2 separate regions of the Homo sapiens genome follow, and region 1 is linked to region 2. A link is a contact called in ENCODE Hi-C or POLR2A ChIA-PET data. All regions are on one chromosome and are shown on one strand. The core of a region is the stretch at or near the end of the contact, and the rest is flanking DNA. Distances in the headings are between cores, read along the strand shown. Region 1 holds the start of MRPL21 (mitochondrial ribosomal protein L21). Region 2 holds the start of KMT5B (lysine methyltransferase 5B).

What was found. Hi-C counts contacts between places; a loop is a spot of excess contacts on that map. ChIA-PET counts read pairs that join two places held with the same protein, here RNA polymerase II (POLR2A). Pooled maps may share reads with other maps.
Region 1: a loop to region 2 is called in a map of gastrocnemius medialis, with 4 times the contacts of the local background. The contact joins the promoter of MRPL21 here to the promoter of KMT5B in region 2. A Hi-C loop is called at or near these places in 1 of 168 maps with a recorded cell type or tissue (gastrocnemius medialis) and 6 of 50 pooled maps. POLR2A ChIA-PET finds 5 or more read pairs at or near these places in 1 of 52 experiments (K562).

Annotation. Positions count from the first base shown.
Region 1 is chr11:68,902,532-68,905,593 of GRCh38, forward strand. MRPL21 (mitochondrial ribosomal protein L21) reads right to left here and starts at 1,301. Exons shown (of 7, transcript NM_181514.2): 1 at 1,192-1,301. The coding sequence starts at 1,279. IGHMBP2 (immunoglobulin mu DNA binding protein 2) reads left to right here and starts at 1,360. Exons shown (of 15, transcript NM_002180.3): 1 at 1,360-1,507. The coding sequence starts at 1,422. RefSeq lists enhancers at 1,174-1,901, 1,333-1,452, 1,783-1,842.
Region 2 is chr11:68,211,905-68,215,064 of GRCh38, forward strand. KMT5B (lysine methyltransferase 5B) reads right to left here and starts at 1,392. Exons shown (of 11, transcript NM_017635.5): 1 at 1,234-1,392. RefSeq lists silencers at 629-1,098, 1,684-2,123, 2,234-2,373 and an enhancer at 2,070-2,772.

The DNA of each region.
Region 1 (3,062 bases), core at 51-2,550, 690 kb after region 2:
GAGTGGAAGGTACAGAGAGTTCCCATATGTCCCCTGTCCATGTGCCCACAGCTTCCTATCAACATCCCTCACCAGAGTGGTACAATCTTTACAATTGATGAACCTACATTGACACATCATTGTTATCCAAAGTCCATAGTCTACATTAGGGGTTCACCCTTGGTAGTGTACATTCTATGGATTTGGACAAACTTATAATGACATGTATCTACCATTATATCATACAGAATAGTTTCACTGCCCTAAAAATCCTCTGAGCTCCACCTATTTATCCTTTTCTCCCCCAATCCTCTTACCCCCCATGTAACTTTTTACTGTCTCCTTAGATTTGCCTTTTCCAGAATGTCATAGTGGGAAACATACAAGATGTCCCCTTTTCAGGTTGGCTTCTTTTACTTAGTAACATGTATGTAAGTTTCCTCCATGTCTCTTCATGACTCATTTCTTTTTATTGCTGCATAATATTCTACTGTATGGATGTCCTACAGTTTATGTAACCATTCATCTCCTGAAGGACATCTGGGTTGCTTCCAAGTTTTGGGAATTATGGTACTATTCTTTTAATATCGTCCAATATAGAGTTAGATCCAGTTTTCCATTTTTGGGGGTCATGGTGAGACATGAAACCCAGGTTTAAAACATACATAAACACTCATGCACACAAATACACACTCCAACCATTTTCAAGCAGAGATTTATAGAGTTTTTAACGGACATAACCTTTTTGGAGCCTCGTATCAGCCCAGCGCCTTAAATACGGCTGTTTCTTTTGCAGAATGAGTTCAGATTAGGCGAGGATATCCATCACCATTTTTCAGACCAGCTCGCAGCCTGGGGGCAGTGGTTCAAGCACAGGCTTTGGAGCCGAAATGACTGCGCCTGAAGTACTCTTCTTCCACTTCCCCGCTGTGTGACCCTGGGCACGTTACCTAGCTCCTCTGAGCCTCACTCTTCTCCCCCATAACATAGGGCCTATACCAAAGTTCAAGGGCTATTGTCAGTATTCAGGCTACTAACTGAAGGAATCAAAATCTGAACCTGGGTTCCCCCGACTCCAAAACCCGTGCTATATTCACCACAAATGCGATCAACACACAAGGCACCAGGTCGGACCCAGGCACATACGTGGCGAGACCGCAGGGAGCAGCGCTCGCTCTGCGTCCTCCCTTCCTCCCATATCCCAGGTCTCACCTGCTCCGGGCCCCGAAGGTCTCAGGATGCTGTGGCTGCACGCGGACGCCAGCCGCCCTAAGGTGACCGTCAGGGAAGATGCTGCCATGGCCGCAGCCTCGGCCGGAAACGGAAACGACGCGAACCGCGTGCGTAACGCACGGGCCCGGCGGGGAACACCGGTCCGCTGTAACACCGGCCCGGCGCAGAAGCGGGACGTCGGCTTCTAGGGGCCCAGGCCGGCGGCGGCGATGGCCTCGGCAGCTGTGGAGAGCTTCGTGACCAAGCAACTGGACCTGCTGGAGCTTGAGAGAGACGCGGAGGTGGAGGAGCGCAGGTACGGGAGGCCGCCGGCGCCGCTCCCTCGCGGTCGGTCCCGCCGTGTCCCGGGCAGAGTCTCCGAGGGGCTCGGCCTCATAGTCTGGGGCGGGAATTTCGTCTCCGACCCTTCGAGTCAGGGGCAGGGATCGTCCGTCCCCTGCTTGGCCACCTCCCGAGTTGTCAGTCTCATCACTTCCTGGGCAGCGCGTTCCGTTTGGGGACCCTTAAGAAGCACTTTGATTTCCCGACCCGAGACCCCCCACTAAGCTTACACTCCTGGGCCCTGGCCCCGACCCCAGTTCCACCCGCAGCGAGTTAGCAGCCCTTTCCCTTATTCATTCAGTAAACATGGTTTGCGCCCATTCTCAGTCAGGCCCCGGCAGCATGAGTCAGGTGCACTGGCTGCCCCCGATCCGGCCAGCGGCGGGCTGGGCATAAGCAGAGAGTCCCTTCCCCTCCAGTGCGTCCAGGGCCGGCTGCGTGCGTGTCGCGGGGAAAGAGCCTGGAGGAGGAAGGCCCTTCCCTGGGGAGGGTCATGGTGGCTTCAAGGAGGGAGTGGTGCCTGAAGGAAAATTGGAGTTAAGCTGGTGGGTGCGGAGTAGGGTGGGGAGCCGTCCTGAGAGGTGTGGGGAGCCATGTGAGAGCCGGGCTTGTTTCCGAATGGGACTATTTACTTGTCCAAAACAATCAGAGCTAACACTTACGTACTTTCCATGCGTTAATTCTTTTACACCTCATCCCATGCCAACCCTACAGTGTAAGTTTCTTTTTTTTCTTTTTCTTTTTTTTTTTTTTAGACAGAGTCTCTCTCTGTCGCCCAGGCTGGAGTGCAGTGGCACGATCTCGGCTTACTGCAGCTTCCATCTCCCGGGTTCAAGCGATTCTCCTGCCTCAGCCTCCTGAGTGGCTGGGACTACAGGCGCGCCACCACGTCCTGCTAATTTTTTGTATTTTTAGTAGAGACAGGGTTTCACCATGTTGGCCAGGATGGTCTCGATCTCCTGACCTCGTGGTCTGCCCGCCTTGGCCTCCCAAAGTGTTGGGATTACAGGCGTGAGCCACCGTGCCCGGCCGCAGTGTAGGTTTCTGTTACTGTCATTTTCCGTCTAAGGAGATGGAGACAGAGAGGGGTTAAGTAACTTGCCCCGGGGTGACACAGTGTAGCCCGATTTGCTGTCAGGCAGTCTGCTTCCAGAGTTTGCAGTCAGCCATATGTGGGTAGGATTTGTCTGAGATGCTTTTGATCATGGCAATGGAGAGCTTTTGCAGTTATGTTGAGTTTCTTAGAATCCCAGCTGTTTCATTTATGGCTGTGTGACTTTGCAGGTTCTGTCTCTGAGCCTTACTTACTTCATCTGTAAAACTGGGATGATTCCCACCTCACAGGCTTGCTCTGAGAATGAAACGATCCCCTGTCAGTCAGGTGCTCAGCGTGGTGCCAAGGACAGAGTCAGCCCCCATGGCAGTGGCTCTTTCTGAGGATGCTGAGCAGACTGGCAGGGCGAGCCTGGGAAGGGCCTGGCTAAGGAGCTAGTCTTCTGTTCTGTGTATGAAGGATGGGCCATCAGCGG
Region 2 (3,160 bases), core at 142-2,641:
CTGGGAATATAAGGCGCTCCAAGAGGGACAGGGCCACACCTCTGGTTCAAATTGCTAAACCTTCAGATACACAATAAATCTGTATTTACAGCAAGCGGCAATTTATGTATTTCAACATGCACACATTATCTGTAATTATTTCAGGTAAAAATGGTTTCCTCCTCTTTTGAAAATACTTCTTTTTACTACTAATTATCAATATTATAGGCGTGTTCTCAATATTAAAGACTAAAGGAAAAAAGTTATAGCTGGCAACTGCTTCCTCTAAAGATCCTACACAGCAAAGTTCAGACCTGTATGGCCATCCTCAACTACACTTTATATCAAACTGGTTTAAATCGAAAAAGGTCCACATCACAAAGAACCACAATCAATCAAATTAATTCACCTGCCCTCTATTCTAAGGAAAACTCCCCCCACTCCAGGTAAATTTCATTTGGCAAATTCTTAAAAATTAACTTCAAAGAACACATGTTCACCTCCCCAGTATTCCGAAAGTTCCACCACTTAATAAATCGTTAAGTTACTGTTCCAGACCCGGGTCCAATAAACCCAAATAGACTGAATTTCTCAGCACCCAACTTGTTTCTATCTTAATCCAGCAAGTTGCATCGAGTTGTCATTGTTCCTCCTTCCAAGGCGGAGGTGACAACGGTGCACATCATCCGCGAATACGTGGAAGGACAGACACACACCAGGGGACGCAGGGAGAGCGGATAAAGCACAAAGGGGACGCAGCGGCCGCGGGGTCGCCGGGCCACGGCCAGGGGCGCCGTCGGGGAGGAGGGTGGGCTGCAGGACGAGCTCGGGAGGGCTCCGAAATGCGCTCGGGCCAAAACAAAAACAAAAAGTTCAGCGCGGCAGTGGGAGCAGATTGGGCGAGACGGTTCACGGCTGCCCATTGGAGAAAAGGGAAAACAGAGTCCCCCAATCGCGAGCGGCGGGGCTGCTCCCCTCGTGCGGCCGCGGGCCCGGCCCCGACGCTGCCCGGCGGCCGCTACCGCTCCCTTCCGGCCGCGGCCACCACTGCAGGCCCCGCGCCGGCCCCGCACCGGCCCGGCCGCAGCCCCGCCCCCCGCGCCCGGCCGCTTGCGCCCGGCCCCGGCCCCACCCGCCCTGGCCCCGGAGCCCTGCGACCGGCCTGGGCCCGCGGTCCCCCACGTCCCTGCCCGCCCCGTCACCGAGGCCGCCCCCCGCACACCCTCGCCGGCGCCCGCCCCTCCCCCGACTCACCGCCTGCGCCGCCCCGCTCCTCCTCGGGGCGCGTCCCAGGCCCCGCTGCCCGGCCGCTGCGATGCGGGGCCGCGCCGCCGGGCCCCGCGTCCCAGTCCCCCCCAGAAAATTAATCACCAAAAATAATTCCAGAGAAAAATGGAGAGTAAAATCCAAGATGGCGGCGCGGGCCGCAGCACCGCTCGCTCCCTCCGCTGACGGGAAAAATGAGTCCCCGCAGCGTCCGAGCCCCCCGCCCCCAACCGGCCGCCGCCGCCGCCGTCGCGCCCCCCGCGCCCCCGGCCTCGGCTCGCTGCGCCCCCGGCGCCCGCCCCCGCGCCCCGCCACCCGGGGCCTCACCTCGCCTCGCGCACGGCCGCCCGTACGAAAACCGTCCGCCGGCTTCAGGACTCCGCGTCCCAGGTCCGTGCGCCGCGCGGTGCCGCCTCCGGTTCCCGGGCGTCCTCACCTCATCGCCCCGCTGCCCTGCCGCCCGCACCGCCGCCGCGTCGCCGCCCCCGGTGAGCCGCCTGGACCCCGCCCGGGCACGGTGGAAGGATACGAAAAGAAGGCCGCGGCCTCGACGGCGGAGGGACACCGTGCGGCGCAGCTGCCACAGTGTGCGCGCGCCTCCCGCCAGGCCCAGCCGCCGCGGCGCTTCCACGGGGCTCTGTGCGGGACGCGGGCACGCGCGGGGAGCGAGTTCTGTGCCGGGCGCTCCCGACGGCGGAGGGACAAAGGGCGATTCAGAGCGAGCCGTCGCCTCCCCTCGTGGCGGAGGGATTCGCGGCCGGCCGGTAGGCGGCTGGGATCCCTCCGCCCTCGCTGCCCTTTAAATCGCGGCTGAGGCGGCGTCGCCCGCGCCCCGCGGGCGCCACGTTAGGGTCCCCTGCGGCCCTTACGCGACCGCATTCCGGTCCCGGTCCCCGCGGGACCGCGGCAGCTGTCCCGGGCCCTGGGTCTTTGCACACCTGCCCCTACCAGGGACGGCTCTAGAGCCAGCCTCTCGGACTGCAGCCCTGGGGAAGGGGACCCCCCCCCCTCCCGCCGCGCGTCCCAGTTGCTCCGAGGGAGGTGGCCCCGGGCAGACGAGCGTTTTTGTTGTGGGAATGGGGGTCACTGGCAGCAGATGCACCCTAAGACCGTGTGGGCAGGCTGAGCGTTCCTGCGCGGAGCATGCGAGGGAGGAGGAGAGCGGGCGCGCCTTGGCCTGGCCCCCCGCGGGCCCCGCCGCCCCCAGCACCCACTATGTGCCCCGCGCCGTGCTCCGCTCCACTCCGGGTGTGCCCTGCGCGCTGGCCGTGCGATCCCTCCTCGGGGATCCCGGGCTGGCGGGGAGATCCTGAGGGACCGGGCCGCCTGCGAGCCGGGGAGCTGCGAAGCTTGCCTGGGCATCGATCTTGTAGTCCAGACAACAGAACGATGAGCGCGCTCCCGGCCCCTGCGGGGCTGCCCAGGGTCTCCGCGCATCCTCCCTCTCACGCGTCAGGACGACCCCCGGAGGTGGGGGCCATGTGGGTGCCACTTTACACCTAGGGAAACTGAGGCACAGGGAGTTCCGTGACCTCTATGACAACTAGTCAGGGCTTGAGCCAGAGCCCTCTTTCAGCATTCGGGTGAAAAATGCAGAATAAATCAGGAAGCGGGTGCGGAGGACCTCCAAGAAGTTGAGGTTGGCATAGGCGTGCACATGCCTGGAACTTGGTGCCGGCAGGTGCCCAAGGAAGCGCAGACCTGGAGTGTGAATTGGAGCGTGTTGGGGAAAGGGGGTGCCTAGGATATGGGCGGGTAGTGGGACCAGCCAGTGTCAAAGCCCTGGGAGGGGAGAGAGGCTGCCCTTGCCACAGAGAGGAGGCGGGCAGGGCAGGCAGCTCAGTCAGATGCCAGGAAGAGCCGCAGCCTGCCTTAGTTTTCCCCTGCGGCTCCAGGGCCATCATCCTCCACAAAG